2 separate regions of the Homo sapiens genome follow, and region 2 is linked to region 1. A link is an interaction called in ENCODE POLR2A ChIA-PET data of the cell type or tissue named here. Cell type or tissue: GM12878. All regions are shown on one strand. Links, peaks and the distances in the headings refer to the core of each region. The heading gives the core; the rest is flanking DNA. Region 1 overlaps FBXW11 (F-box and WD repeat domain containing 11). Region 2 overlaps NPM1 (nucleophosmin 1).

Evidence for each region. ChIA-PET counts read pairs that join two places held together with the same protein. Peaks named below come from ENCODE experiments on the same cell type or tissue, not always from the same donor. Only the 100,000 strongest peaks of a DNase experiment are listed, where the experiment ranks them.
Region 2: POLR2A ChIA-PET joins it to region 1 with 6 read pairs; 6 of 35 experiments call an interaction of 5 or more read pairs at or near these places.

Annotation. Positions count from the first base shown.
Region 1 is chr5:171,913,075-171,929,357 of GRCh38, forward strand. It overlaps FBXW11 (F-box and WD repeat domain containing 11), which reads right to left. Exons shown (of 14, transcript NM_001378974.1): 3 at 1,269-1,331. Among named protein-coding and RNA genes, the nearest start is that of FBXW11, 85 kb to the right of the region's middle. RefSeq lists enhancers at 9,452-9,952, 9,953-10,453, 13,128-13,187. In GM12878, for the core only: no CTCF peak of the experiment used is centred there; no DNase peak of the experiment used is centred there; H3K27ac peaks cover 1,030 bases.
Region 2 is chr5:171,390,998-171,407,280 of GRCh38, forward strand. NPM1 (nucleophosmin 1) reads left to right here. Exons shown (of 11, transcript NM_002520.7): 3 at 308-427; 4 at 709-802; 5 at 1,713-1,819; 6 at 1,917-1,981; 7 at 9,156-9,213; 8 at 9,842-9,928; 9 at 14,305-14,406. Among named protein-coding and RNA genes, the nearest start is that of NPM1, 11 kb to the left of the region's middle. RefSeq lists enhancers at 2,662-3,169, 5,372-6,093, 6,094-6,815. In GM12878, for the core only: no CTCF peak of the experiment used is centred there; no DNase peak of the experiment used is centred there; H3K4me3 peaks cover 970 bases.

The sequences.
Region 1 (16,283 bases), core at 6,920-9,419:
GTGCCTTATCTTAAGAAAAAAAACTATGTATGCTTTCCTTCCCCCTTTATTTCTATATTTGATTCCAAATAACTTGCCAAAATAATGGTTCATAACAGGTTAAATATAATGATAACAACTTGCATTTGTGTACTGCTTTATAATTTACAAAGTACTTTCACAGCCATTAATTCATTTGATAAACAAAAGTGTTATTTTATTTACAGATAAGTTCCTAATCATCTGGCCTCCCTAGAGTGTTTGTATAACTATTAACTAGTTGACTGAAAGATAAATGAAAGAAAAACTGAAAGCTAAAGTGTGAAGAACCACTGCCAATTGAAAAATCATAGTAAATGAAGAGCATCCCACTGCAAAATAATAAACGTGGAGGGTACAAAACTCAGTCTGTACACAGTGTTAAGAAGAAAATAACAGCATGTGCACTATTCTATAGCACATTTTCAATATGCTATTTCCAGCCACGTGCTCAGCCCAGCAAGCTCTTCCTAGCATTGTTTTTCTTTGCTTCATTTCCTCTTAAATGTGTTGGATGCACTTTGTTCCTGCTAACTAATCTATCTTTTCAGTTTCAAATCAAATGAACCCAGAGAATTTATTTTTACATTATTATCTTCAGATTTAGATTTGTTTTGCTTTTAATCCTGTCTTCATGAAGGGGAAAGCCATGTGTACCAGCATGGTTGATAAACCACCAAATCGTGAAACTTTGCTTGCTCCCCAAACCCCCAACCACACACACATACACACACACACACACACACACACACACACACACACACACACACACACACACACACAACCTGGGAAATTGGGAAGAAAACTGGCAAACCTTAAACTAGAGCCAAGGGAGAAGGAGACAAGCTTAAAAGGAAAAGGCAAACCAATGGAAATGGGAGAGAAGAGTAAAGGTTGAGAGCAAAAGGAGAAAAGGTCATCCATGTATACACTGGTGTGTGGCATGGTGCCATTCTGGTGACAAAGGATGCCATCACTGTCCATCTTTGGCTTAGGCAGAGGCCACAGACAGAACATTTTAGGCTACAGCCAACTTCAGAATCTTTGTGGAAACTCCAAAATTATTTAGCATATTTGTAATGACAATTCCCTATGGAATGAAGATAAATTAGGGTGGATTCTGAAACTAGCAAAACTGCACAAAAGAAAACAAAATGCTTGGCTCTTGATTCCACTGAGGACATTAACTGAGGGAGCATCCTATCTACAGTAAGTCAGTTGCTATCTAATCTGTGCGCCGTCATTCCTACCTGCCAAAGAGTATTTTTCTTTGGGGACTCATCTTCATTTTGATCTTCCATAACTGAAGTGTTCTAGGGGGGGAAAAACAGGTTATTTGAATTATACCAAGTTTTGCAAATCCTAAATAACTACAATAAATAATTTTGAAAACCCAAACTAGAGTGTACCAATACAAACCCAAGAACTATTTGGCTTTGTGGCTAACACATGCCATTTTGGGTCAAGGGAGATGTGCTCATCTTTCATAAATCGATAAAGTTAGTGGTTAGACAAAAGCAAGCATAAAGTCATTATTTACAAAGGTTGGGTGTGCTTAGAAAAAAAGGCTAAATTGTGGGAGTAAGGCTGAGGCTCAACCTCCGTCATCACTGTTTTTGTACTTGTGACAAGAAATTCCAAAGACCCATGAGGTTTCCGATGATTGCACAAAACATTTACTAGAAGGTCTGCTATTCAGTAATGCACCCCAAGGAATCCGCAATTAGAAGTAGCAAAGCCTTGGAAGCCCCCCTGCCTTCGTCTTTCCTCCCCTGATAGCCTTGTTTTTCTGGAATGGCTTTGCAATCTCTGCTAGCAAGCATAGCGGGTGCCCCAACCTTCTCCCTGAAGAGGAGGATGCTGTTAGCCAGTAACAATCTGGCTTGCCTTGGGAATGCATTAGCTTTTGATTTTTGTGCTTACTGCACAAAGAGGTACTGTGTAATTATTCTTTCTGGTGATCCAGTCGCTCAATAGATGCCCATTAACTAGAGATTATACATGATTGGATTTTCCCTTTTGAAGCTCCCACCTAATGGCTAAATGGAAACTTAATGAGAAGGGGAAGTGGGCTAGTTGTGCTCTGAAAAGAGTAACAACTCATTTATGGATAGCAGTCTCTCTAAATTCCTTCCAAAACCTAAAATTATAAGACTGGGGTATAAAATTTAAACAACATTTGTCTCATAGTATTATTCAAAAGGATATTATAGATCTATTTAAGGTATCAGTGTTTTACAAGATCCTGTTTGTTGTCTTTAGGGAATAAGCCTCTCTCAAATTTTCCCTATTTTTCCTTTATGTTCTACAAGTCCTAAAATGTTTGGACTATTTATACAGTATTTCCAAACAATCCATTTGAAAATACCAATGTAGGTAATGATGTAAGAATCACCACTGAACACTAGCTGCTCTACAGGTCACAAAACTGGCTCTGATCAGGAATGCAGTATGATGGAGTAGGAAAGTCAAAGGCTTTGAAGCCAAAGAGAAGTTGGATTCCTGATTTGGTCACTCATTCTGTGTGTGTGTGTGTGTGTGTGTGTGTGTGTGTGTGTGAGCCTGAGCAAGTTCTTTTACCATGGGAACAAATACAAACACACAGAGTTGTTGTGGGGATGGAGACTGCCCTACACAATGCTTAGTGCATAATGGGTATTCCAAAAAACATTACTTCACTCTCCGATTTGAAGATGCTACTTTTCACTGTGGCATTATTCACAACAGCAAAGACTTGGAACCAACCCAAATGTCCATCAATGATAGACTAGATTAAGAAAATGTGGCACATACACACCACGGAATACTATGCAGCCATAAAGAAGGATGAGTTCATGTCCTTTGTAGGGACATGGATGAAGCTGGAAACCATCATTCTCAGCAAACTATCGCAAGGACAAAAAAACAAACACTGCATGTTCTCACTCATAGGTAGGAATTGAACAATGAGAACACTGGAGACACAGGAAGGGGAACATCACACACTGGGGCCTGTCGTGGGGTGGGGGGAGGTGGGGGGATAGCATTAGGAGATATACCTAATGTAAATGACGAGTTAATGGGTGGAGCATACCAACATGGCACATGTATACATATGTAACAAACCTGCACATTGTGCACATGTACCCTAGAACTTAAAGTATAATTTAAAAAAAAAATGAGAAAAAAAAAAAAAAAGATGCTACTTTTCCCCTGTGTTATCTTCTTATGCTTTTCTAATTTCAGAGATTTTGACAGGATGCTCCAGATGGCCGCCTATGGGGAAAACCTGACTTTCTCAGTAAAATCTTATAAACCCCACAGCATCAAGGTCCACAATGAGGGAGAGGGACAGGAGGGTGGGGCTCTATGTGAAAATCAACCATGAGCTAGAGAGGAAGGCAGTGTGTCCAAGAGTCCAAAACAGGACTGGAGTGGTGAAAGCAGTAAGTAATTCTGAATGGGATGAAGAACAAGGAAACAAAGGTAGTATTTATGGAGGTCTCTCCATGTAATCTTTTCATTGCTATCTTGAAGGGACCTAAGAGTTTAAAGCAAGCAGGTTTCCTCAGGGGAATAAAGAAAGGGGGAGCAGTGACTCAGTACAGCATCCCCTGAGTTTGGTAGTTACAAAGCCGTCTTGCAAGGCCACAATGTCTGGGTTCTAAGAGTGGTAAGGAGAACAAATGGCTGGAAACATGAAAGGTGGAGCACGGAAAGGAATGAGGAATTAAGTGGAAGAGAGATGGGAAGTCAGTCCCCACCCCATGTCTCCAGGTACTGCAGAGGAAACATATGAGGGATGTATATATGGTTTTGTTTTGTTTTCTGTTTTTTGTGGGGTTTTTTTGTTTTGTTTTGTTTTTTAAATACGGAGTCTTGCTCTGTCGCCAGGCTGGAGTGCAACGGTGTGATCTCAAATCACTGCAACTTCCACCTCCCGGCTTCAAGCGATTCTCCCGCCTCAGCCTCCCAAGTAGCTGGGACTACGGGCACACACCACCATGCCCAGCTAATTTTTGTATTTTTAGTAGAGACAGGGTTTCACCATGTTGGCCAGGATGGTCTCGATCTCTTGAACTCGTGATCTGCCCGCCTCAGCCTCCCACAGTGTTGGGATTACAGGCATGAGCCACTGCACCCAGCCAAGAGATGTATATATGTTTTAAACTAAAAGCTTTTGAAATATAGGAGCCAGAATCCTCCAGAGCTATTGTGACCTAAACCACCTTAATATTTTCTTTACTTAAGATGGAAACACAAGAAATGTCAGACTTCCCTGTACACTATACATGAAACAACTCTTCACAGTGAGAAAATTTCACTCTTCATTTATTCCAAAACAGAGAAATGATGTTTACTTATATGGTTGATAAGGAAACAACCCCCTGAAGAAAATAGCAGCTATTGCCTTAAGGCTTCATAAAGAAGGCTAGACATACAATTTAATAAAATTGTTTTTAATAAAACCATGGGGGCTGCAATAGTTCTCCCATCCTACATACTTTTCCACTTCTTTTATAAAGGTTTCAGAAGACACCAAAGGGAAAATGCTGCTCTCAAGTTACACTGACCAGAGGATCCAGAGGATTCCAGGCAATGCAAAAGATGTCTGGAGAAAAAAGCATCCAAGAGTCTAATTAGGTTTAGAAATTAGAGAAATGCTATACACATCCTTGCACTCTAGACTCACTCTGTGTGTGTGTGTGTGTGTGTGTGTGTGTGTGTAAATATATATATTCAATTCAGAGATATATTTTATATATATGTCTCTCAGAAGTTACAATACACTCCATTAAGATACAAAAGGTTCTATAATATACTATTATTTTAAAATTAGGTTAAATTCATTTAATCCAACTTTCCCAAGTTTGTTGGACATGGACAGCCCCCATTTTATAATAATATCTATTAATAATAGCTCAGCACATATTGGCAAACACTGGACTAGAGCAACAGCCTGGCGTAATTCCTTCCTCTCTCTTCACCAAATACTTTTGGGAGACAAAGGAAACACCCACTTTGTTAAATACAATACAGTCCTCTCCTATTCCCCATCATCTTTCTCAGCCTGCTACAGGTTGAGCATCCCACATGCAAAAATCCTAATTCCAAAAGTATAATACAGATATTCTAAAATCTGTACATTTCCAAAATCAGAAACACTTTTGGTCCCAAGCAGATAAGGGATACTCAATCCGTACACAGGGTCGCAGGAATAAGTGGTGATGGCAAAAATAGAAAATTCTCTTATGGAAGCTATAATTTTTTTAATCACTTTGAATTTTATTCCTTAAAGGCAAGAGACAAAAGGTCACAGGTTCAAGGGTGAGGTAAGAAAAAACAATGAGCTTCCCAAGAGAAAAGAAAGGTCATTTCCTATATCCAAACTCTCATGTGAAACCATGGCCAATCTGAGAGTTGAAATCCTCTTTAAGTCTCCAACACTTATGAGAAGGAAAAGTTATTTGAAATACCAACCAGTTTACTTTCTACCCTTCTCATCATTTCCTTCCTCTTATGTCTACCAAGGAGCATCACACGTAAATAGATTACAATGCAGACCCTCCTATTATTCTGATACTACTACCAATCAAAGATATAACCTAGGAAGAAGAAGCTAGACTCTCAGGCAGATCAATTTTAGTACTATTACCATTTTGAGATGGATATTTCTTTGTTGTGGGGCTGCTGTGTGCATTATAGAAGGTTAGCAGCATCCTTGGCCAGTGCCTGTGCCAGGAGCATTCCACACCCTCTGAACTGTGAGAATCAAAAATGTCTCCAGATCGCCAAATGTCCCAGGGAAGGGGGCTAAATCACTCTCTCCACTTGAAAACCAGTGCTCTAGGGATGTGGGCTCCTAAACTTGACACCGTGGGAGAATATACTAAGGCACTACCATCTCAGGCCTGGCCCTTCTTTCTCCTTAGCCATCTTTCCTTGGCCCGTGTGACAGTCTGTGATGCTATTCACATACATCCTGACCTCGCCATGGTAGGGTAATTCACGAAGTATGTTGATATCTAAATTCAGGGCTACGTCCTGCTTGCCATTAAATTCATATTTGGAAAACCATGGTTATCAGTGGTTCTTTACTAGAGGTCCATGGACTTGGGGCATGAATGAGGACTATAAATAACAGGAAGCCATATATATACAGCTGATCATGGAGCAGATGGAGCCTAGGCATACGTTTTCCTTTCAAGTTCTCCAAGTAATTCTGATCTATCTCTGCTCAAAAATCATTGCTATGGCAAAATGATGCAGCCCATGTGGTAGCACCAACCTAAGTAAGGAAGCTGCACTGATGGTATCATGACAGACTCCATCCCAATATGTGATATTTCATAACTACCAAATACCACAATACTCTAACGCCTGTTCCTGGGTGTCTTTTACAAGGAAAAATTATGAAACCAGTCATTCACTGGATATTAAAAACATGACCAACTATATACCTTATCAAGTAGCTCCAAAGAAGAATAGAGAAAATAATTGTTATTTAATGATTGCCTATGATGGTCAGGCATTGTGATAGAAACTTTATATAAATTACCTTTAATGATGACCTTGTATGATAGCACCTATATCCTGTTTTACACATTGGGGGAACCATAGCTCAGAAATGTTACACAACTTGCCTTGGGTTACACATCAAAAAGTACCAAGATTCAAAGCTAGACTCTGTAAGACACTACCTTCCCAGTTAGACTGCATATATATTATAGCTATTTGCAGCACAATGAAGATCCTAATCTTGTTTCAAAGACACTCTTCCCACCATCACAAAGAAAACACAGGCTGGGCGCAGTGGCTCATGCCTGTAATCCCAGCACTTTGGGAGGCTGAAGTGGGCGGATCACTTGAAGCCAGGAGTTCGAGACCATCCTGGCCAACATGGTGAAACCCCATCTCTACTAAAAATACAAAAATTAGCCAGGCATGGTGGCACATGCCTGTAGTCTCAGCTACTTGCTACTTGGGAGGCTGAGGCAGAAGAATCTCTTGAACCCAGGAGGCAGAGGTTGCAGTGAGCGAAGATCGCACCACTGCACTCCAGTCTGGGCAACAGAGCGAGACTCTGTCTCAAAAAACAAAAAAAAAGAAAAGAAGAGAAAACACAGGCACAGTTACTCTGTCTTCATAAACTGAATTCTGAACATAAGTGGAAGTAGCGTAAGCTTCCATTCTAGGGATGACTGGTTTGGATGGTGTCTGGTTAGTTCATTTAGTCAGGTCTCCATTATCCTCAGAGTCAGATTTGGAAACTTCATGCCAACTGATCACAGATATGTTCGGTGAAGGAGGATGGGAAGCATAATCAAATTCCACACCGCTATTTAAAAAAAAAAAAAAAAAACCCTGAAGGGCTGGGCACAGTGGATTTACTCCTGTAAATCCCAGCACTTTGGAGGCCGAGGGAGGAGGACTGCCTGAGGCGAGGAGTTTGAGACCATCCTGCACAACACAGTGAGACTCTATCTCTTAAAAAAATTTAAAAATAAGCCAAGCCTCGTAACTATTCAGGAGGCCAAGGCAAGAGGATCTCAGAAGTTTGAGGCTTCAATAAGCTAAGATCATGCCAATGCACTCCAGCCCGGGCAACAGAGCAAGCTTCATCTCTATAAAAAAGCAATAATACTAATAAACAAAATAAAAAATAACTGAAAATACATATAGTGTGTTTTTTTAATATGATAAACAGATTAGCAAAAGTAACTTTCCTTTTTATCTGTGCATTTTCATGAACATGGCGACCCCAATGCAAAAAGTCTTCGCCCTGGGAAACGAATGCATTCTAGGTAGCCGAGATGTAAATTACATTTCTGAAACTGAATTCTATATAAAACCAAACAAAACCTGAGAAAGTGGACCCCATTGCATCATCATTCTAAAACAAACAAACAAAAAAATCCCACAATATTGTGACTTGAAAACTTGTCAAGATGTTTTCATCAACTGGGTAATTTAGTACAGCAATACTGTGTCTGCTATGGAATCTCAGCTACCACTTAGAATTCATTCTTTCTTCAGAGCATTTCAATAATCCTAGAATCTCTTCTGTACATTCCCCCTTCTCTCTTTCATACCAATCAACGGAAGTGGTAGGCTGGTTCCAATGACCTAGCCTCCAGTTTCATTTAGTTTATGTATAGGTACAACAGGCTCTTAGCAGTGATATATGTTTAACATAGGAGCCACGAACTGACACAGAATATATTTCAATTGGAAAACTCTCTACTTTGAGAATTATATGAGGAATCAATTTCCTGCTTTAAAAATGCTGCAAATTCTGCATTAAGTAATTAACAGTTAAGAGTCACACAGCTAGTAAATGAGAGACACAGGATTCAGACCTAAGCCTGTTCTACTCAGAAATCAATGTACTTTCCACACAGAAAAATGTGTCTTAGGTGTTTTCCAACTGCTGGTTTTGGCCTATGAAATCAATTTAATAGACTGCAAGCAGAATGTTTTAATAAAACAAAGCTGAATTGAGAAGATCCCCTACACACAAAGGTAAGCAAAATAACAAATTCATATAAAAAAGCCTAAAAGAAATGAGCAAAAACATAGAAAAATTCAAATTAAAAGGAAAGCAAGGGTCTTTATTGCAAGGAGAGCAATATTTACATTTTAAATCTCTGAAAAGCAAGATTCAAAAAGAAGAGTGCTTTTTAAGAGTCAGGGTTCCACTTTGTCACCCAGGCTGAAGTACAGAGGCATGATCATAGCTCACTACAACCTCGAACTCCTGGGCTCAAGCAATCTTCCCACCTTAGCCTCCTGAGTAGCTAGGACTACAGGTTCACATCATAACACCCAACTAATTTTTTAAAATTTTTCAGAGACAGGGTCTTGCTATGTTGCTCAAGCTGATCTCAAACTCCCAGGCTCAAGTGATCCTCCTGTCTCAGCTTCCCAAGTCACTGGGATTACAGGTAAGTCACCACACCAAGCAACAGTACATAAAGGGGAAAAGTTGGAAACAAACAAACAAGGGAGGGAGGGAGGGAGGGAGGGAGGGGCTTGATTTACTAGATATATCTCAAACTTTCTACCCAATAAGAGACTACATATTATTCTCAATTTTCCATGGAGCATTTTGTAAAAACTGATATAGGTCACAGAAGAAAATTCCAAATATAGTTAGAAATCAGGAACAGATTATTACATATTTAAGATTAGGCCAAGTAGAAAAATCTAAATATATTCCGCCAATTATTACTTGCTATAAATTCCAAAGATAAATACATAGAACAATGACTGGTAAAGGCAAACCAAACAGCTTTTCATTGTTCTTGTTACCTACACGTAGGCCCCTAAAACCCAAATCTTGCCAACACATTGCTGGGAATTAAAATCACTAGAAAGCCAGAAGTATTCATTTTGAAAAAGAAGAGATAAATTTGTCTAAAATAGCAGTTCCTATCTCTCAAACAAACAAGGCAATTCAGAAGGAAGAAGGCCATATGTGCTCATACATTAACACAACCACCATCAAACAGCTTGACTGGAAATCTTCTCCCCTCTCCGGACAAACACTAAAATATAGGAATATACCAGTTATTTTCTTTCTGCCATCTCATAAAAATGTAAACCACTAATAAATTTTAAATCCATTAGGAGTTTGGTTGAAATTTGTTATATGGATTATTATAATACAGTAAGTTCTCTTCTAATTAATCTAAACTGTAGTTCCACTCAAATTTGTAACAAGTATTTCATTGTTATTGACATTATACGACAAGAAATGATACCAAAAATACCTTAAAGAATGAATGTGGACGAATGTTTTTCTTCTTTTTGTCATCACCAATCGTGTGTGTGCGTGTGTGTGTGTGTGCGTGTGTGTGTGTGACAGAGTCATGCTCTGCTGCCCAGGCTAGAGTGCAGTGGCACAATCCCAGCTCACTGCAACCTCTGCCTCCGCGGTTCAAGCAATACTCGTGCCTCAGCCTCCCATGTAGCTGGGACTACAGGCGTGCACCACCATGCCCGGCTAATTTTGTATTTTTAATAGAGATGGGGTTTCGTCATGTTGGCCAGGCTAGTCTCGAACTCCTGGCCTCAAATGATCTGCCCGCCTCAGCCTCCCAAAGTGCTGGGATTACAGGCTGAGTCACCACACCCAGCCTGGATAACAAAGCTTTTAATCAATTTTTAGTTAGACTTTTTCTTACTGATTTCTAGAAATTCTATATATATTCTAGAATGAACTCCTTTCTCAAATATATTATTACAAAGGTCTTCTCTCAATCTGTGGCTTAACTTTTCATTCTCTTAATGGTGTCTTTTGATAAACAGAAGTAATAAAGTTTAATGAAGTTTAATTTGTCAATTGTTTCCTTTCTTATTTATGCTGTCATCTTGCTCAAGAAATCTTTTTTCTTCTAACGTCATAAAGATATTCTTCCACACCTAGGTTTTATTTTACCTTGTACATTTTCATTTAAAATTCATCTTTACTGATTTTTAAGTAAAGCAGAAATTAAGATTCATATTTTTAAATTTTAAGTCCATGTTTTTCCAACTGGAGACTGCAATCCATTATAGTTTAAAATATCAATTTAAGGGATAACCAGCATTTTTTTTAAAACTGAAATAGAATAGAGCACATATTATATCCTCTACTTCATCAATTCTAAGATGTATTTTTTTTTTTCACATTTTAACGTCTCTGAAATAGAGATGTTTCTTATAATCAATATCTTACAATTAAAAATGGCGGCAATTTTCCTGACTATACAGACATAACACATACACACGTGATAGCAGCAGAAGGCAGACAAAATCCTAGGCAGACAGGGGAGGGTCCGCGGTGAAACCCCACCTTTTTTTTTTTTTTTTTTTTTTTTTTTTTTTTTTGAGACAGAGTCTTGCTCTGTTGCCCAGGCTGGAGTGCTGTGGCACGATCTCAGCTCACTGCAACCTCCGCCTCCTGGGTTCAAGCAATTCCCTGCCTCAGCCTCCCGAGTAGCTGGGACTACAGGCACCCGCCACGACACCCAACTATTTTTGTATTTTTAGTAGAGATGGAGTTTCACCATGTTGGCCAGGCTGGTCTTGAACTCCTGACCTCGTGATCCACCCACATCGGCCTCCCAAAGTGCTGGGATTACAGGAATGAGCCACTGCACCCAGCCAAAACCCCACCTTCAAGCTAAAAACAGCCTGAAGCCTGAAGACAAGGCTGCTGGTTCTGGATGAAGCCCACGACCCAGAGTGAGAATTTCTATTCCTGTTTGCCAGCTCTTTCCCAATTGTTTCTTTCTGGATAATGCCTTTTAATCAAACATTGCCTTTTCCAATGCTACTTACTGCCCGCACCTCTCCCATTCTGTGACTATTAAAAACCCTGAACTCAGCCACACTGGGGGACTATGCCCATTTTGAGTGCCCTCTCCGCTGAGAACTGTTTTGTCGCTCAATAAAACTTTCCGCCCTGCTCACCCTCTGGTTGTGAGCATAACCTCATTCTTCTTGGATGCGGGACAAGAACTCAGGACCTACCGAACATGGGTAGGTAAAACGCTGTAATACTGTAGCCCTCCACCCTCTGCCGGTGCCAGGCAGCAGCCCCGCATGACAGGAAGCAGCCACGGGGCCAGGCCAGCCCAGGAGCCGTGGGCCAGAGCAGGGCGACAGGATTAAATGAGCTGTAACATAAGTGGGCTGAAACACGTCCCACCCCCCCACCCCCGCTGATTGGTAGTGCTGCAGAGAGGAGAGAAGAGCTACAACCCTTCTGGGGCCCCAGACCTCGCCACTCCCAGAGCCAGAGTTGCGACATGCTGTAACACCCTCTTTGGGGTCACGCGGATGCTGGTGTCTCCAAAAGTTTCAAGTGCCACCGCATTCCCCCTTGTCTAGATGCCGGTGCCCAAGGCAGAAGCAGGCTACAGCACGCCTGGCCCCGGCACAGACTGAGTGCGGGATCAGGGCCAGGGCGCTAAGAGCAGCCCACCAGGCCAAGTGGGCAAGATACCTCCAACAGCAAGCCCAGGGCGGAGCGCGGCCCTGGGCAGGGGCACTGCCAGCTGCAAAGTCTCCAGCTGGCGAAGCAGCACAGAAAACATCCTGCATCACATGCATATATATAAAAATTACCACACACACACTAGGTATAAACATAAATTTCATTTCTTACATTGAAAACCCCTGAAAAACCCTGCTAAAGGTTAGCAGAGTATAATAAATCCCATACTAAAAGTTACTACCTTTTCAGTTTGCTTTCAATTCTAATTTCATCAAAAGATATTTTCACACCTCTCTAATATCTGCCATCACCTGTTTTTAACAAAAAGAGCCAGGCTACTGTTCAATTTTCTGTAAAAAACAAACAAACAAACAAACAAAAAAAACAGTATCTGGCTAAAACGTCATATGGGTTTTTGGTTTTTCGTTTTGTTTTATTTTGTTTGAGACAAAGTCTTGTCCTGTCACTCAGGCTATAGTGCAGTGGCATGATCATGGTTCACTACAGCCTCAGTCTCCTGAGCTCAAGCAATCTTCCAGCCTCAGCCTCCCAAGTAGCTGGGACCACAGGTGCATGCCACCGTGCCTGGCTAATTTTTTTATTTTTCTTTTATGGAGACAAGATCTCAGTATGTTGCCCAGGTTGGGGTTTTTTAATGGTATTTACTTTTACACTAATCTACGCCAGTAAGCACCACTGATTTTCCAGTCATGTAGTGATTACAGTTCCCTTTTCTGATTTACTTTACAAAGTAGATTTTTAAAACATGGTCAGCAGGTAAAAGAACAAATGGTGTGCAGACATGTCAAAAATTGTGAGGTTTGTACTCAAACTGCCCAAAGTCAGGGAAACACTATTTTAGAAGAACAATGATAGGGGAAAAGGCCTAAACTATTTTAAGTGGGAAAAAAGCAAGTCACAATATATCTGTACAATCTCATCTTTACAAATAAAATTTATTTTACTATTTACAAAAGCAACCATGTGCTTACAATATTATCTCTGTAATTTTTATTTGATTTTTGCTTACTTATCCTACCTAAATTTTCCTTAAAGTACACACGTATCTTTTTAACAGCAAGGAAAAGTGATTTTGAAGTTAAACTTTAAAAGTAAGTAAAAGATTCACACCAAGACCCCAGATATATATGCTGTGGTCTAGGGAAACAGAAACTCTTACTGAAAGGTCCAGCAGTGCTGTATTCCACTTGACCTCTCTGTGCCTATGTCCTCATCCACAAAACTGAGGTGAAAACAGGGCCTCCCTGGCAGAGTAAGTGAGAAAATTTTAAGAGATAATCCTGGCACCCAAGCAGGGCTCTGACACAGTTTGCATCTGTGTCCCCACCCAAACCTCTTGTCAAATTGTAATCCCCATTGTTGAAGGTGAGGCCTGGTGGGAGGTGACTGAATCATGGGAGCGGTTTCTCATGGTTTAACACCAACCCCCTTGGTGCTGTCGTGGCATGAGTGAGTGAGTTCTCACGAGACCTGATTGTTTAAAAGTAGCACCTCACCACTCTCTCTTCCTCCTGCTCCGGCCACACGAAGTGCCCGCTTCCCCTTCGCCTTCTGCCATAATTGAAGCCAAGCAGACGCTGCCATGCTTCCTATATAGCCTGCAGAACCATGAGCCAATTAAACCCCATTTCCTTATCAATTACCCAATCTCAGGTATTTCTTTATAGCAGTGTGAGAACAGACTAATAGAGGCTCCTTTAGTCAAATTTAACTTCCATAAGGCAGAGATATTTGGTTGTATTATTCAATCTGTATCCTTAGCACTTAGAATAATTCCCAGCATACTACTTAAGTACAGAGGTATAATAAATATCTATTGATAAATATTAGCTACACACTTCAGTGCAGTGGGAAAAGAATGGTCTTTTAAATAAAAGACTCTATCAACTAGATATTCTTAACATATTTTGGGCCCTACCCTCTCACATGCATACAAAGAAATACAAAAAAAAATCCATTCTAGATAGACTGAAGATCTAAGTGTAAAAGACAAAGCAGTAAAGCTTTTAGAAGAAGCCATAGGACATCCTCAAGACCTGGGAATAGGCAAAACTTTTTTAAACAATACACAACTGCTAACCACAAAGAACAATGTAATAAATCAGACTATATTAAAATAATTTCTGTTCATTGAAAACATTCAGAGATTGAAAATGCTTGAAAACTGATTTATGGTGATGATGCATCACTGGACTACATATGTGGATTAGTTTTGTGATATGCAAAATATACCACAATATACCTCAATTCTTTCAAAGGAACTAGATGTAGAAGAAAAAAGGCAACTTACAGAGCAAGAAAAGAGTGGCAATACACACAGAATTTTTTTTAACTCACTTCAAACCAAGGAAGAATCACAATCACACACATACTAAATTTTTAAATGAGCAAAAGACTTCCACAGGCACATCACAAAAGAAAATACACAAATGAAGTTTTTTTAAAAAGGAAAAATCAACCAAAATACTGCCACCTAGGGATGACCACTGGACCATTTTGGTACACAGACTGAAAACTGCATATATGTAAGTGAAAATTGTTTAAAACATGCTCTTCGGTTAACTGTTTTTTCCATGTGTCATGCACATCTTTCCACATCATTGTAGTTCTACGTTTTCATTTTTAAGGGCTACAGTTCACTTCATCCCATAATTTCCTTACTCAATACAAGTAGTAACAAACATTACATTTTTTACTATTAAACACAACACTGTAATGAACCTTCATGCCTACTCTGACAATTACCTCTTGGTCAAATTTAGAAATCCATGAGATCCAAAAGGATGGCTGAACTGAATTTCCTTTGCGAATTCCTTGACTAATAATCATTTGTTTTCATCAGAAAAGACTTCATACTACAAGTTATTAAATCTAAGGGTCAATTCTTATTCCTCCTATTTCTTCACCGATCAGCAAGGTTGAGCACTTCCATCTTCTTGATATACTTCATTCACTTGGCTTCCAGGACTCTGATCTAATTCTCAAACCTTCACTACAAGAAACGTTAAAGTTCTTCAGACAAAAAGAAAAGAAAAATTGGATATAGTAAAGGAATGAAGACATAACTGAAAAGAAAAATAGTAAAAATGAGAGTGCATATACATTAATTTCTTTTCTTTAAATTTATAGAAAATATGACTAACTGAAAAGTATAAAATATTGCAGAAAAAATCAAAGAGACAAATAATAGAAAACACAATTCATGTTCATGGATTGCAAGACTTAATATTAAGATCTTCGTACCACCCAAAACTATCTACAGATTTAATGCAATCCCTAAAAAAACCCAACGATGTTTTTTGCGTAAGTAGCAAAATCAACCATAAAATTCATTAGCAATCTCAAGGGACTCAGAACAGACAACATAATCTTGAAACACAAGAATTAAACTGGACTTCAATCAGCTTTGAAAAGCTGGTTTCAAAATTTACTACAAAGCTATTGTAACCAAAACTGTGGAACTAGCATGAAGACATATGTATAGACCAACGGGACAGAATGGAAGATTGTAATCGGTGCATTTCAAGCATTTGACAATATTCAACATCTATTCATGCTTAAAAACACTCAGATAACTTCCTCAATATGATAAAGGTCATATAATGAAACATCATCATACTTAATGTTTAAAGATGGAACATTTTCCCCTTGTCCTGAAGGACAAAGCTAGAATATCCATTCACACTTCTAGTGTGAATTCAAATTTGTGAATTTGAGCCGGGCACAGTGGCTCACACCTGTAATCCCAGCACTTTGGGAGGCCAAGGCAGGCAGATCACTTGAGGTCAGGAGTTCAAGACCAGCCTGGCCAATGCAGTCAACCCCCGTCTCTACTAAAAATACAAAAATTAGCTGGGCATAGTGGCATGTGCCTGTAATCCCAGCTACTTGGGAAGCAGAGGCAGGAGAATCACTTGAACCTGGGAGATGGAGGCTGCAGTGAGCTGAGGTCGTGCCACTGCACTCCAGCCTGGGTGACAGAGCAAGCTCCATCTAAAAAAAAAATAAAAAATAGGCTGGGCAGTGGCTCAAGTCTGTAATCCCAGCACTTTAGGAGGCCAAGGTGGGTGGATCATTTGAGGTCAGGAGTTCAAGACCAGCCTGGCAACATGGTAAAACCCCATCTCTACTAAAAATATTTAAAAAATGAGCCAGTGTGGTGGCACGCGCCTCTAATTCCAGCTACTCAGGAGCTGAGGCACAAGAATCACTTGAACCCTCAAGGAGGAGGTTACAGTGAGCCAAGATCGCACCACTGCACTACAGCCTGGGTGACAGAGTG
Region 2 (16,283 bases), core at 2,966-5,465, 530 kb before region 1:
AGGCATGAGCCACCAAGCCCGGCCCTTTCCTATGCTTAGATGCACAAATACTGTGTTTCGGTTGCTTACAGTATTCAGTACAGTAACACTGTACAGGTTTGTAGCCTAGGTGTGTGTAGTAGGCTATACCATCTAGGTTTGTATAAGCACATTCTTATGATTGTACAAAGATGAAATTGTCTAACAACACATTTCTCAGAACCTAGCCCTGTGGTTAAGTGACGCATGGCTGCATATAACATTTAGTGGGGGGGTGTAAAATAGGTGGAACTCAAAAGTTGAAGTAGTATTTTTTTTTTGTTCACAGGTCAGTTTAGGGGCTGGTGCAAAGGATGAGTTGCACATTGTTGAAGCAGAGGCAATGAATTACGAAGGCAGTCCAATTAAAGTAACACTGGCAACTTTGAAAATGTCTGTACAGCCAACGGTAAGGGCACTTACATACTTTGGATGTTGTGTCAAGGTTTAATTCTGTTTTAAGGTAGGTTTGGTGTCATTTAGTTGTGCCAAGGAGATAGAAAGTGGTTCTTTATCTTCTGTCACTGGAGTTCGATGGTCAACTCTTGAACATGGGGGCTTCTGCTGCTACTTTTATCAGAGGTGGAAAAACAGGTTCACTGGTTTGTTGATTTGGCTTATGTGTTTGCCTGTAATGTTTATTGTTCATTTTCTTCACATGTTTAGTGATGAAAAATTTCTCCCTTCTAGGTTTCCCTTGGGGGCTTTGAAATAACACCACCAGTGGTCTTAAGGTTGAAGTGTGGTTCAGGGCCAGTGCATATTAGTGGACAGCACTTAGTAGGTATGTTATTTTTATATATTATACTACTTAGTTTGTCCTCTTTAGTGCAGTTGCTTGGTTCCCAGTTTGGACTTAAAGCATGGGTATAGTACTACTGTCTTTTTAATAGGTTCCAATGTGAGTCTAGAAATTGGAGAGGACAAATAAATTTTTGGGGCGGGGGGGAGAGGAAATCTTGCTGTCACCCAGGCTAGAGTACAGTGGCACGATCTTGGCTCACTGGAACCTCTCCGGGATTCAAGCGATCCTCCTGTCTCAGCCTCCCCAGTAGCTGGGGCCACAGACGTGCACCACCAAGTCCAGTTGCGTTTCATAGTTATAGTAGAGAAGGGGTTTCGTGATGTTGGCCAGGCCGATCTTGAACTCCTGGCCTTAACGTGATCTGCACGCCCTGGCCTCTCAAAGTGCTAGTATTACACGTGTCAGCCACTGTGCCTGGCCTAAAAATTATTTTTTAATAAAGACAGTCTCATTATAACGGCTGGAGTGCAGTGATGTGATCATAGCTTGCTATATCCTCGAACTGCTACTGGGTTCACCTCAGCCTCTGGAATAGCTAGAACTACAGGCACACTCCACGCCTGGCTAATTTTTTTTGTATATGTGCAGATGGGGTCTCAGTATGTTGCCCAGATTGGACTCTTGGCCTCAAGTGGTCCGCCTTGGCCTCCCCAAAGTGAGATTACAGGCATGAGCCACCCTCCCCAGGCTTCTTGCATTTAAAACCTGGCAGTGAACATTAGGCCTCAAAATACTTTTGTTAAAAAGTTCCTTTTCCCATGTGCTCTTTTTTTTTTTTTTTTTAAATAGAATAGAAGTCTCAGTTTTTAGAGTATTTACTATCAGTGTTCTTTTTTTTTCTGACTTCTTGCTGCTTGAGTTTTATAATGTCTAATAAATTGTATTTTAGCTGTGGAGGAAGATGCAGAGTCAGAAGATGAAGAGGAGGAGGATGTGAAACTCTTAAGTATATCTGGAAAGCGGTCTGCCCCTGGAGGTGGTAGCAAGGTTCCACAGGTAGAGATGGCAATTTTATTATAGGTTTTGTATTATAGCTTTTAGTTTGGTGATAGAACAGCTCTTGTTCATGAGTACGTATCTTTTCTTTTAAAAGAAAAAAGTAAAACTTGCTGCTGATGAAGATGATGACGATGATGATGAAGAGGATGATGATGAAGAGTAAGTATGATTTTAGAAACTTGATATACTTCCGGAATCTTGACAAAAAAAGGAATTTGACATAGTTATATGCATGAGGGTTTTATAAAAGTCATTTACAAAAAGCCATCCTATGTAATAGTTTATAATAAAAGGGCAGGTGGTCATCTGTTGTCAGTTTAAGTTAAATGAGCTGAGTTGAAAGGATATTGGGTCTGTGAGCCTTTACAATGCTGTGACTTGTGACTCTTCAGAAGGGTAGACTATAGTGTTTGTGAAGTTTGATTATGTCCCTTTGTTCTGAAGATTTAGTGGATGTGTTATACCCATCAAGCCTGGTATGTTTTATGGTGAGCAGTTAATGAGATTGGGTTGAAAGAAAATATGATTAAATAGCTCTATATTCATTTTACAAGTTGTTACTCAAGGTTTGTTATTCCCTAAAAGGATTTTGTCTTATGGTTTTATGTAGATATTTATTGACAAAAATAAGATTCTAAAAGGGATATTAAGATTTTCTTGGGATTTAAAATATGGTTGGAAACAATATTTGATGACTTTATATTAAACTAGATCAAACTATTGTTACAAACAGTTAATACGCACACTGGTATAAAGTACTGTTTATAATTGGTCTTATGTGTGCCAGTACCAGTAATGCATTGAATACTTTGATTTGGCTCTCAGCTTTGTCCTTCAGTTCTGAGGTTGGTCCATATGCATTTATTGAAAACAAATATAAGAACATGCACTTTAAAAGAGAACCTGCATGAAAGATCAAATTGGGAGTTTAGGTTTTAAGCTGGTGGTTCTTCAAAATCTTTGAGCATGACGATGAAGGCAGAAAACAGGAAAAAGGCCGAAAGAGCCGAAAGCTTAAAAATTCAAAGTATGACCAGGCGCAGTGGTTCACACCCGTAATCCTAACACCCAGCCAAGATGAGAGGATCTCTTGAGGCCAGCCCGGTCAAAATAGCAAGACCCAATCTCAAAAGAAAAATAAAAATTCAAAGTACTTGCATGTCAAACTTATAAATGAACGCAAACTTAAAGGTAGTATTTGACTGTTGCTGTTTTTGTTTTCTTTTTTTTTTTTTTTTTTTTTGAGATGGAGTCTCCAGTTGCTCAGGCTGGAGTGCGGTGGCGCCATCTCGGCTCACCACAACCTCTGCCTCCTGGGTTCAAGCGATTGTCCTGCCTCAGCCTCCCGGGTAGCTGGGACTGCAGGCTCGGGGCACCATGCCCTGCTAATTTTTGTATTTAGTAGAGACAGGGTTTCAGTATGTTGGTCCGGCTGGTCTTGAACTCCTAACCTCGTGATCTACCTGCCTCGGTCTCCCAAAGTGCTGGGATTGCAGATGTGAACCACTGCGCCCAGCCAAATTTTTGTATTTTTAATAGACATGGGGTTTCACCACGTTGGCTAGGCTATTCTCAAACTCCTAACCTCGGGCGATCTGGTCACCTCATCCTCCCAAAGTGCTGGGATTACAGGCATGAGCCACCGTGCCCGGCCACTTTTTTTCTTGAGATGGTGTTTTACCATGCTACTCAGACTGGACTTGAATCTCTGGGCACAAGCTATCCTCCCCTCTCAGACTATGAAGCAGGTGGGGTTACAGGAGCATAACCAAGCCCAGCTTGTTTGGTTATCACTTTTAAGAATATTTCTCGTTAGTAAGAATTGAAATACATTCCAAGAGAAGAATGGGAAACAGGCTAAAAACACAAATTAGAAATAGGGATGGTATGGTTCGGATTGGTTTAGTCTGATTTTGAGTTACCTTTGTACAAGTTTATAAAATAAGTGTTTAATAGCATTCACCGAGGCTCGGGGACAAGCAATCCCTTCCAGAAAGGCTTTGGAGTAGGACCTGATTGTAGTATTGACCCTGTTGGGGCTTTGGAAGATTTCCTTTTTTAAAAATTGATATAATTAGGCCAGGCATGGTGGCTCACGCCTGTAATCCCAGCACTTTGGGAGGCTGAGGTGGGTGGATCACTTGAGGTCAGGAGTTCAAGACCAGCCTGGCCAACATGGTGAAACCCGGTATCTACTAAAAATACAAAAATTAGCTGGGTATCGTGGTGCCTGCCTATTGGTCCCAGTTACTTAGGAGGTTGAGTCAGGAGAATTGCTTGAACCTGGGAGGTGGAGGTTGCAGCAAGCCAAGAATGCGCCACCGTGTTCCATCCTGGGCAACAGAGGGAGACTCCCATCTCAGAAAAATGGGTATAAATTCATGATGTAACCACAATGTAATTTTGTTTGTCTTTAAGTTGGGCATTGATAGGAATGAAAAGTGTAGATATCAAGGTCCAAATCAGTACCTGGTTTTTTTTGTGGGATTTTTTTTTTTTCGGCAAGTCTCGCTCTTGTGCCCCAGGCTGGTGTGCAATGGTATGATCTCTGCTCGCTGCAACCTCTGCCTTCCAGGTTCAAGTGATTCTCCTGCCTCGGCCTCCAGAGTAGCTTGGATTACAGGCACTTGCCACCACGCCTGGCTAAGTTTTGTATTTTTAGTAGAGACGGGGTTTCACCATGTTGGCCAAGCTGGTCTCGAACTCCAAAGTGCTGGGATTACAGGCGTGAGCCACCATGCACCGCCGCAAGTTTTCATATAAGTTGAAGAAAGTGTACTAAGGTCTGCATAGTAGTAAAGGATGCCTTGAGGGAAACAAATATTAATAGAAACTTCAGTGGTGAGATGGCAAGGGCCCAGCATAGATAGATGGCAATGAAAATGCAAAGAGGTGCATGAAGGTTCGTTATAGTTACTTAGAAATCTAACCTTTTGAACACAGATCAAAGGGGAATTTGGTTCCTTTTTGAGGATGGAATGGGTATATGGTGTGGGCTCAGATGACTCTTGATTTAAGCAAGAAAGGCTATGTAATGTGCATAGTGCTGATGTATACTATACATAGATGTATGTAATACGTTGATAGTATGTGGCCCTTAAATGTCTTTTTTAATTTTTGGGGAATTTCTTAAGTAAAGCTGAATTTTTTTTTTTTTTTTTGGAGACAGTCTCTGTTGCCCCGGCTGAAGTGCATTGTTGGCTAGGCTGGAGTGCAGTGGTGCAATCATGGCTCACTGTAACTTCTGCCTCCCGGGTTCAAGTGATTCTCCTGCCTCAGCCTCCCAAGTAGCTGGGATTACAGGCATGTGCCAGCATGCCAGGCTAATTTTTTGTATTTTTAATAGAGATGGGGTTTCGCCATGTTGGTCAGGCTAGTCTTGAACTCCTGACCTCAGGTGATCTGCCCACCCCAGCCTCCCAGAGTGCTGAGATTACAGGTGTGAGCCACCACACCCTGCCAGTAAAGCTGTTTTGATAGTAGTTTTGATAGCTATTTTGATAGTAGTTTAATAGACTTGTTTTAACAAATAAGAAAAAATGTTTAAAAAAAGCATTCTCATCTTGTTTCTAGCACAGGGGAGGCACCTGCAGGGATTGGGTTCTAATGCCAGAAACTTGTACTGACAAAATCACTGTTAAAAAGCCACTTGAAGGGCTATTTGTGACAGCTTTTTAAGTTATGATACTTTTTCTAAATACAGCAAATATTTCTTCGGTATTGGAAAGATAGGTGTTTCTTACATGAAGTTGCTGTATTGGGATTTAGAGACCAGTACGTTCAGTTGTTGAATTAAACGTGAACCCCTTGGTATTTGCTAATAGAGACTTCTGCCTGACTTGCCCTCCAGTGACTCGATTTGATTACTCCCCTCCATTGTTTACCTATTAACAGTTCACACCTGTAATCCCAGCACTTTGGGTGGTCGATGCGGGCAGATCACCTGAGGTCAGGAGTTGAAGACCAGCCTGGCCAATATGGTGAAACCCCGTCTCTGCTAACATACAGCTGGGTGTGATGGTGGGCGCTTGCAATCCCAGCTGCTGGGGAGGCTGAGGCAGGAGAATTGCTTGAACCCGGGAGGCGGAGGTTGCAGTGAGCCGAGATCGCACCATTGCATTCCAGATTGGGCAACAAGAGTAAAACTCAAAAAAAAATAGTGTGCAGTTCAGTGGTTTTAGTATGCATAGTTGTGTAGCCATCACCATAATCAATTTTAGAACATTTCATCACCTCAATGAGAAATCGTACTCTATAGGTATTACCCCTCATGCTCTTCAGCTCTAGTCAACCACGAATGAACTTTGTCTATAGGTTTCCTGTCCCTCATATTTTGCACGAATGGACTTCTGTGACTGTTTTCTTAGCACAGTGTTTTCAAGTTTCATCCATGTTATAGCATTATCAGTACTCCATTTATTTATATGGTTGAATACATTGTATGGGTATGTTTGGTTATTCATCAGTTGGTGAGCATTTGAGTTGCTTCTACTTGTTGACTGCTATGAACGCTTGTAGACATGTCATTTTACTTGGATGTACACCTAAAGCAGAGTGGCTCACCCATTGTATTCCCACTAGCAGTGTATGGGGCTTCTGATTTCACTCCAACCTACTGATTTCACTACACCCTCACTTGCCATTATCTGACTCTAATCCTGGTGGTATGAAGTGCTGATTGTGGGTTTGATTGCGTCTCCCTGTGGACTAATAATGAGCATCTTTTCATGTATTCATTGGCCATATATCTTTGGAGAAATGTTTTTGCCCACTTAAATCCATTTACTTCTCTTTGTCTTTACTAAGTTGTAAGAATTCTTTTTTCTTTTTTCTTTTTGATATGATTTTTGTATTTTTAGTAGAGAAGGGGTTTTGCCATGTTGGCCAGGCTGTTCTTAAACTCCTGTCTTCAGTGATCCACCTCCCTCTGCCTCCCAAACTGCTGAGATTACAGCTGTGAGCCACTGTGCCTGGCAAGAATTCTTTTTTTTTTTTTTTTGACAAGTCTCTGTTGCCCAGGCTTGAGTGCAGTGATGTGATCTTGGCTCACTGCAACCTCCTCCTCCCTTGTTCAAGCAATTCTTCTGCCTCTCCCAAGTAGTTGGGATTACAGGCACCCCCCCCACCACGCCCGGCTAATTTTCTGTATTTTAAATAGAGACCGGGTTTCGCCATGTTGGCCAGGCTGGTCTTGAACTCCTGAGGTCAGGCCCGCCTCGGCCTCCCACAAGTGCTGGGATTACAGGCGTGAGCCACTGCACTGGGCCCAAGAATTCTTTATGTATTCTGCAAACAAGTCCCTTATCAGACACAAGATTTACAGATTATCTTCCACCATTCCGTGAATTGTTACTTAACTTTCATGATGGTGGCCTTTGAACAAGTTTTTAATTTTTATGACGTCCGATTTCTTTTGTTGCTTGTGCCTTTGGTGTCAATCCTAAGAAATCATTGCTAAATTCAAAGTTGTGAAAATTTGCCCCCTTAATTCTGAGTTTTGTCCTTTATATTTAGGGCTTTGTTCCATTTTGAGTAAACTTATGTGTATGGTGTGAATGGAGGGGTCTAAATATAGACTTTGGATGTAGATTAGCAGTTGCCCCAACATGATTTGTTCAAAAACTATTTTTTCCCCATTGAATGATCTTGGCAACCTTTAAAAGAGTCACTTATGGCTGGGTGTGGTGGCTCACACCTGTAATCCCGGCACTTTGAGAGGCTGAGGCAGGCGGATCATGACCAGGAGATTGAGACTATCCTGGCCAATTTGGTGAAACCCTGTCTCTACTAAAAATACAAATTTTAGCTGGGCATGGTAGCGTGTGCCTGTAGTCCCAGCTACTCAGGAGGCTGAGGCTGGAGAATTCGCTTGAACCTGGGAGGCAGAGGTTGCAGTGATCTGAGATTGCACCACTGCACTCCAGCCTGGCGACAGAGCGAGACTCCGCCTCAAAAAACAAAAAAATCACTGTTTCTGGACTGTTCTGTTGATGTGTCTATCCTTAACATGTAAGAACAGTACAACACTGTTCCTCTGTGGTTTTTATTTATTTATTTTTTTGAAATGAGTCTCACTGTCACCCAGGCTGTAGCACAGTGGCGTGATCTTGGCTCACTGCAACCTCCGCCTCCTGGTTCCTCCTGCTTCAGCTTCCTGAGTAGCTGGGATTACAGGCGCCCGCCACCATGCCCGGCTAATTTTTGTATTTTTAGTAGAGACTGGGTTTCCCCATTAGCCAGGCTGGTCTCAAACTCCTGACCTCAGGTGATCTGGCCGTCTCGGCCTCCTAAAAAGTGCCGGGATTACAAGCGTGAGCCACGGTGCCTTGGCCCCTTTGTAGGTCTTATAGCTGATTTTTTGAAATCAAGTGTGAGTTTTCTAGCTTTCTTCCTTTCCAGATTGCATTTGGCCTCTTTGGGTCCCTTAAGTGTCTTTTTTGTTTTTGTTTTTTGAGATAGGGTCTTGCTCTGTCACCCAGGCTGGAGTGCAGTGGCAGAATTACACAGTTACAGTTCACTGTCTCAAGCAGATCCTCCTGCCTTAGCTTTTCAAATAGCTAGGACTACAGGCGCACACCACCACGCCTGCTAATTAAAAATTTTTTTTGTAGAGAGGGTTCTCATTATGTTGCCTAGGCTGGTCTTGAACTAAAACGATCCTCCCACCTCAGCCTCCCAAAGTGTTAGGATTATAGGTGTGAGACACTGTGCCAGTTCTTGGGTTTGTTTATAAATTTTAGGATCTGTTTCTACAGAGAAACCAGCTTGGGGAGTCTTCTAACGATTGTATTTAACCTGTATATTCGGGGAGTGTTTCCATCTTGGCAATATCTGAACATGGAATGTTTCTATTTAGGTCTTTAATTTTTTTTTTTAACACAAATTCACTCTGAGTGTACAGTTTAATAGAACTATACATTACTTAAATATACATACATTATACAGTGGTATAGTGTGTATTTATGCAAAACTACTCATTGAGCAACTTCATTTCCCAGCCCCTAGCGATCACAATTATACCTTCTATTTCTTTGAGTTTGACTACTTTTAGATACTTAATGAATAGAATCATACAGTGTTTGTTCTTTTGTGGCTGGCTTATTTCACTTTGTTCAAGGTTCAGTCATGTAGCATGCAAGAGGATTTTCATTGTGTGTACATATACATTTTCATTTAGTCATTTAACACTTGGGTTGCTTTCACCTCTTGGCTGTTGTGAACAATGCTTCGATAAACATGGGTGCACAAATAATCACTTCAAGGTCCTGCTTTCAATTCTTGTGTCTACTCCCAAATTTTGAAAGTGCTTAATGTCTTGACATTTCATTTGTAGTGATGATGATGATGATTTTGATGATGAGGAAGCTGAAGAAAAAGCGCCAGTGAAGAAAGTGAGTAGATACAATGCTACAAGGTTGTTAAACTAACAATAGAAATGGTGATTTTTTAGTGCTATTTGCTTGTTTTGTAGTTAAGGGAAGCTGGTGTGGGAGATCATCTCATACTGAAAATTAGTCCTGAGGAGGATTACAGAAAACTTAAGAGTGGGGAATGGTCTGTTTTCTTTATCCATGTGGCCCTCCACCCAGTTTGTTAGTCTTGTGTAACCTTTTGTCCAAGTGGTTGCTGCTTTTTCCTTCCTTTTTTTTTTTTTTTTGAGACGGAGTCTCAATGTCACCCGGGCTGGAGTACAGTGGCGCGATCTCAGCTCACTGCAACTTCTGCCTCCCGGGTTGAAGCGATTCTCCTGCCTCAGCCTCCTGAGTAGCTGGAATTACAGACTCATGCCACCACACCCAGCTAATTTTTGCATTTTTAGTAGACCACCATGTCGGCCAGGCTGGTCTCGAACTCCTGACCTCGTGATCCACCTGCCTCGGCCTCCCAAAGTCCTGGGATTACAGGCATGAGCCACCACGCCAAGCCTGTGGTTGCTGCTTGTCTTACATGGCTTGGACAGCTTTGTTTGCACTGTTGTTGGGGTCAGGGACAGTGATTAAGATAAATTTCTAATTGCAGTCTATACGAGATACTCCAGCCAAAAATGCACAAAAGTCAAATCAGAATGGAAAAGACTCAAAACCATCATCAACACCAAGATCAAAAGTAAGTGGCTACATTTACACGTGGGTCTCATTGATCTAGTTGGGGAAAAAGATTCTACTGTGGAAGAATCTAGTGTGTCTGAAATTTGATAGGCCTTTATAGAACCCCTGTAATTGCTGTTTAAAAGTTAAAATCAGCTTGCTGCAGCCAGGCTCAGTGGCTCACTCCTGTAATCCCAGCACTTTGGGAGGGAGGCCAAGGTGGGTGGGATCACCTGAGGTCAGGAGTTTGAGACTAGCCCGGCCAACATCGTGAAACCCTGTCTTTACTAAAAACACAAAAATTAGCCAGGCATGGTGGTATGTGCCTGTAATTCCACCTACTCAGGAGGTGGAGACAGGAGAATTGCTTGAACCTGGGAGGTGGAGTGCAGTGAGATTGCACCACTGCACTCCAGCTTGGGCAAAAGAGCGAGACTCCGCCTCCAAAAAAAAAAATCAGCTTGTTGTGTGTTGTAGGTACACACACACACACAAACATACTAAATGTAAGGTGGTGGGGCGGGGGGAGCCAATAGACTTTTTTGAAAGAGATGGACCCTCACTTTGTCACTCAGTCTGGGTTAGAGTTGCGTGATCTCGGCTTACTGCAACCTTCACTTCCCGGGTTCAAGCGATTCTCCTGCCTCAGCTTCCCAAGTAGCTGGGACTACATGCGCGTGCCACCAGGCCCAGCGTATTTTTGTATTTTTGAGTAGAGATGGGGTTTCACTCTATATGTTGGCCAGGCTGGTCTCAAACCCCTGACTGCAGGTGATCCGCCCTCCTGGGCCTCTCAAAGTGTGTGAGCCACCACGCCTGGCCTGAATTTTTTGTGATTGTGAAGTCAATAGTTGTTTCCTGTAAGGAATCTTTGTTGAAAGGTATGTCTGCATAGAGTAGAAGTTCTCAACCTTGGCTGCATGTTAGCTTGAAGTAGAACATTTGGGCCTAGACAGGGTGTATTGATCTCATTCCTGACCCTACCCACTTCCCTGCAGAAAATGGAATTTAAAGGAAAAAAAGTTTAAAGGAACCCCAGTACTTGTGCTCTACTTATGGAGATTGTCATAAAAATGGTCTGGGGTGGGCGCCAGGCATCAGACTACAGTGACTTTCTTGCTTTATTCTTAGGGATTTTCTGATTTCCTTTTTTTTTTTTTTTTAACCTGATGAAATAGTTTATTTACAATTTAAACGAATAAATTTCATATTCTACAACACATATAATCTATTGACTAAATGTAACTAATGATGAACCTCCATACAAACAACCCCACTAAAAAGTGGGCAAAGGACATAAACAGACACTTTTCAAAAGACATACAAGTGGCCAAAAAGCATATGAAAAACAGCTCAATATCACTGATTAGAGAAATGCAAATCGAAACCACAATGAGATACCATCTCACACCAGTCAGAATAGCTATTATTAAAAACTCAAAAAACAACAGCTGCTGGCAAGGTTGCAGAAAAAAGGGAATGCTTACACACTCTTGGTGGGAGTGTAAATTAGTTCAACCATTGTGGAAAGCAGAGTGGCGATTCCTCAAAGAGCTAAAAACAGAACTACCATTTGACCCAGCAATCCCATTACATTCCCAAAGGAATATAAATCATTCTACCATAAAGATACATGCACACAAATATTCACTGCAGCACTATTCACAATAGCAAAGACATGGAATCAACCTAATACCTGATATGGTCTGGCTTTGTGTCCCCACCCACATCTCATCTCAAATTGTAATCCCCACGTGTTGGAAGAGGGGCCTGGTGGGAGGTAATTGGATCATGGGGTAGATTTCCCTCTTGCTGTTCTGTTGATAGTGAATTCTCATGAGATCTGGTTGTTTGAAAGTGTGTAGCACCTCCCCCTTTGTGCTCTCTCTCTTCTGCTGCCATGTAAGATGTGCCTTGCTTCCCCTTTGCCTTCTGCCATGATTGTAAATTTCCTGTGGCCTCCTAGCCATGCTTCCTATACAGCCTACAGCACTGTAAGTCAATTAAACCTCTTTTCTTCATAAATTACCCAATCTCAGGTAGTTCTTTTTTTTTTTTTTCATTTTATTTATTTATTTATTTATTTTTTATTTTTATTTTTTTTTTAATTTATTTTTTTATTGATAATTCTTGGGTGTTTCTCACAGAGGGGGATTTGGCAGGGTCATGGGACAATAGTGGAGGGAAGGTCAGCAGATAAACAAGTGAACAAAGGTCTCTGGTTTTCCTAGGCAGAGGACCCTGCGGCCTTCCGCAGTGTTTGTGTACCTGATTACTTGAGATTAGGGATTGGTGATGACTCTTAACGAGCATGCTGCCTTCAAGCATCTGTTTAACAAAGCACATCTTGCACCGCCCTTAATCCATTTAACCCTGAGTGGACACAGCACATGTTTCAGAGAGCACAGGGTTGGGGGTAAGGTCACAGATCAACAGGATCCCAAGGCAGAGGAATTTTTCTTAGTGCAGAACAAAATGAAAAGTCTCCCATGTCTACTTCTTTCTACACAGACACGGCAACCATCCGATTTCTCAATCTTTTCCCCACCTTTCCTGCCTTTCTATTCCACAAAGCTGCCATCGTCATCCTGGCCCGTTCTCAATGAGCTGTTGGGCACACCTCCCAGACGGGGTGGTGGCCGGGCAGAGGGGCTCCTCACTTCCCAGTAGGGGCGGCTGGGCAGAGGCGCCCCTCACCTCCCGGACGGGGCGGCTGGCCGGGCAGGGGGGCTGACCCCCCCCACCTCCCTCCCGGACGGGGCGGCTGGCCAGGCGGGGGGCTGACCCCCCCACCTCCCTCCCGGACAGGGCGGCCGGCCGGGCGGGGGGCTGACCCCCCCACCTCCCTCCCGGACGGGGCGGCTGGCCGGGCAGAGGGGCTCCTCACTTCCCAGTAGGGGCGGCCGGGCAGAGGCGCCCCTCACCTCCCAGACGGGGCGGCTGGCCGGGCGGAGGGCTGACCCCCCCACCTCCCTCCCGGACGGGGCGGCCGGCCAGGCGGGGGGCTTACCCCCCCACCTCCCTCCCGGACGGGGCGGCTGGCCGGGTGGGGGGGCTGACCCCCCCATCTCCCGGACGGGGTGGCTGGCCGGGCTGAGGGGCTCCTCACTTCCCAGTAGGGGCGGCCGGGCAGAGGCAACCCTCACCTCCCGGACGGGGCGGCTGGCCGGGCGGGGGGCTGACCCCCCCACCTCCCTCCCGGACGGCACGGCTGGCCAGGTGGGGGGCTGACCCCCCCACCTCCCTCCCGGATGGCACGGCTGGCCGGTCGGGGGGGCTGACCCCCCACCTCCCTCCCAGATAGGGCGGCTGGCCGGGCGGGGGGTTGACCCCCCCCCACCTCCCTCCCGGACGGGGTGGCTGCTGGGCGGAGATGCTCCTCACTTCCCAGATGGGGTGGCTGCCGGGCGGAGAGGCTCCTCACTTCTCAGACGGGGCAGCTGCCGGGCGGAGGGGCTCCTCACTTCTCAGACGGGGTGGTTGCCAGGCAGAGGGTCTCCTCACTTCTCAGACGGGGCGGCCAGGCAGAGACGCTCCTCACCTCCCAGACGGGGTCTCGGCCGGGCAGAGGCGCTCCTCACATCCCAGATGGGGCGGCGGGGCAGAGGCGCTCCCCACATCTCAGACGATGGGCGGCCGGGCAGAGACGCTCCTCACTTCCTAGATGTGATGGCGGCTGGGAAGAGGCGCTCCTCACTTCCTAGATGGGATGGCGGCCGGGCGGAGACGCTCCTCACTTTCCAGACTGGGCAGCCAGGCAGAGGGGCTCCTCACATTCCAGACGATGGGCGGCCAGGCAGAGACACTCCTCACTTCCCAGACGGGGTGGCGGCCGGGCAGAGGCTGCAATCTCGGCACTTTGGGAGGCCAAGGCAGGCGGCTGGGAGGTGTAGGTTGTAGTGAGCCGAGATCACGCCACTGCACTCCAGCCTGGGCACCATTGAGCACTGAGTGAACGAGACTCTGTCTGCCCTGATTTCCTTTTTTGAACTGACTTAGTACTGTGCATAAAAGCAAACTCCCAAGTTACTCTTTTTTTTTTTATTTAAAGAGATGGGTGGCCTACTCTTGCCCAGGTTGAAGTACAGTGGTATGATCATAGCTCACTACAGCCTCCAGCTGCTGGGCTTAAGCAATCCTCCTGCCTTAGCCTCCTGAGTAGCTGGGATTACAGGCATGCACCACCATGCCTAGCTAATCATCTTATTCCTTCCTTAAAGGAAAGATTTTAAGAACAAAATTATATGGCGTGAATTTATTGATGATAATTCCAGTTGTATAATTAGCTTTATAAGGGAGTTTTGTGAGAATATTTGAGGAAATCCAGATAGAATGGGTTTTAATTAGGAATTGTATTTATTCTTATGACCTTTTGGAAATTCATTTCTTTTTCAGGGACAAGAATCCTTCAAGAAACAGGAAAAAACTCCTAAAACACCAAAAGGACCTAGTTCTGTAGAAGACATTAAAGCAAAAATGCAAGCAAGTATAGAAAAAGTGAGTAAAGTTATCTTAAAAAAACTTTGTCTCCCCCCTCAAATTGCACGTGTCTGGTTTGCATAGACTTGAATGTTTCTTGTTTTTTTGTTTGTTTTGGTTTAATATACTTGCCTGGTTCGTGGTATGAATTTTTTCAAAAATTTCTTATAAAACATTTATAATCGTGTCTGTGGTGATTTTTGCATATGCAAAATTAAATATGCCTTATTTTCCATTATGCAAGGAACGTAGTGCACTGGTTGCAAGATAACATTCTGACCTTCCATGTTAAAATAGATCAGTGAAAACCCTTTGCCTATTCTGGTTGTAAGATATGCTAGAGAACCAACAGAGGGCGTATGAGACTTCATTAAAATTACAAACAGCTGGAAAAGTAGATGCTGGCTGTTGCTTGGTATTATAGTTAATATTCATGATTGACCCTAGTCAGAAGTGATTTTCAGCAGATTGAGACATTTCTCTTTGCCCTTTACACCAAGTTGTCACCAGTTAATACATGTAGTAATAGCTAGATTTCGTGAATGACTAATAGGCTTAAATCTAGTTTCCTTTTGTCTTAAATAATGGAAATGTGGGAAGAGGGTTAGGTCTCTCATCTGCTTGACTGGGGGATTTGAGTAGGATATGGAATAAATGGTTTAAATGCCTTGGAAGCACATTTGAGAGAAGCTTTAATTCTATGAATAATACTTTTAGACTCCAACTATTGAGAGCAAATGTGGGGTGGTGAAAAATTGCCAACTCATTTCCCCATGTTTTTCTTGTAATCTATAGATTTTTCGTGGCTTCAGTAGATTCCTTGTACAGTGATAAGTCCACTGGAAAAAGAATTTTAGAACTGGAACATATTTCTTTTAGTCACACTGTAAACCCTTTAGCCTTCCTGGTTATCACTGATTTTTGTCCCTTGGATACAATGCTAAAATGACATCTTTTAGATGCCCCTCCCCTCCATTTTAATATGGTCCTATCTCCTTGGTTTAATTGCAGGCGCATTGAACAGTCCTGGGCACTACATGTAAATTAAGCCCAAAGATGGGGAGAAAGGAAAAGGAGAGACAAATATAGTCCATACTGAGTGTCATCAACAATCCAGACTGAAGTCTTCTATTTTAATCTCAATCCCCTTTTCTGATTTGCCACCCATGCCTCTTCAGGCTGGAAACAATCTCTTGGTTCCCTAAAGCACTTTCTTCTGACTGCTGTGATTCAGTGAACCTTGCCCTTTGCTTTCTATTACTTGTGCATTTGCCTCACCTGACAATGTTTTAAATCGCCTTTGTATCTCCTTAGCTGCTCAATAAATATTTGAATGCATCAATTAAGAATGTATGTGACAATAATTTTGAAATGGAAATTGTGAGGTTTATTTTACTAGGTTATTGGAGGCAGTTAAGTTTCTTAATGCTATACCTGATTCTGCCAAAGTCCCTTGGACATTTGAAAACCTTTTCAATCTTTTAAAAATGCATAAAAGATACTTAGAGGGAAAGGTATTAATTAAATTTAGTAAAAACAAATATATTCAATGCTTTAAATTCCAAAGTAGTGATAAATACAAACATTTCAAGATATTTGCAATAGTAATGTTTTGAAATTTTGGTTACAAAGTCACAGGTCTTGCCAATACTGTTGTAGTTTCTTGCCTATATCCGTAATTTGAAGGAAATGGTGAGAGTGATTAGAGAAGTGTAATTACTGTAATTTTTTCCCCTATTGTAGTTTCTTGCCTGTATCCATAATTTGAAGGAAATGGTAAGAGTGATTAGTGAAATGTAATTACTGTAATTTTTTCCCCATTCAACTTTATATATCTTTAACTGATGACCAGATCATTGTTGTTCTGAACCAGTTTGTGGTCAGCAAGTGTTTTG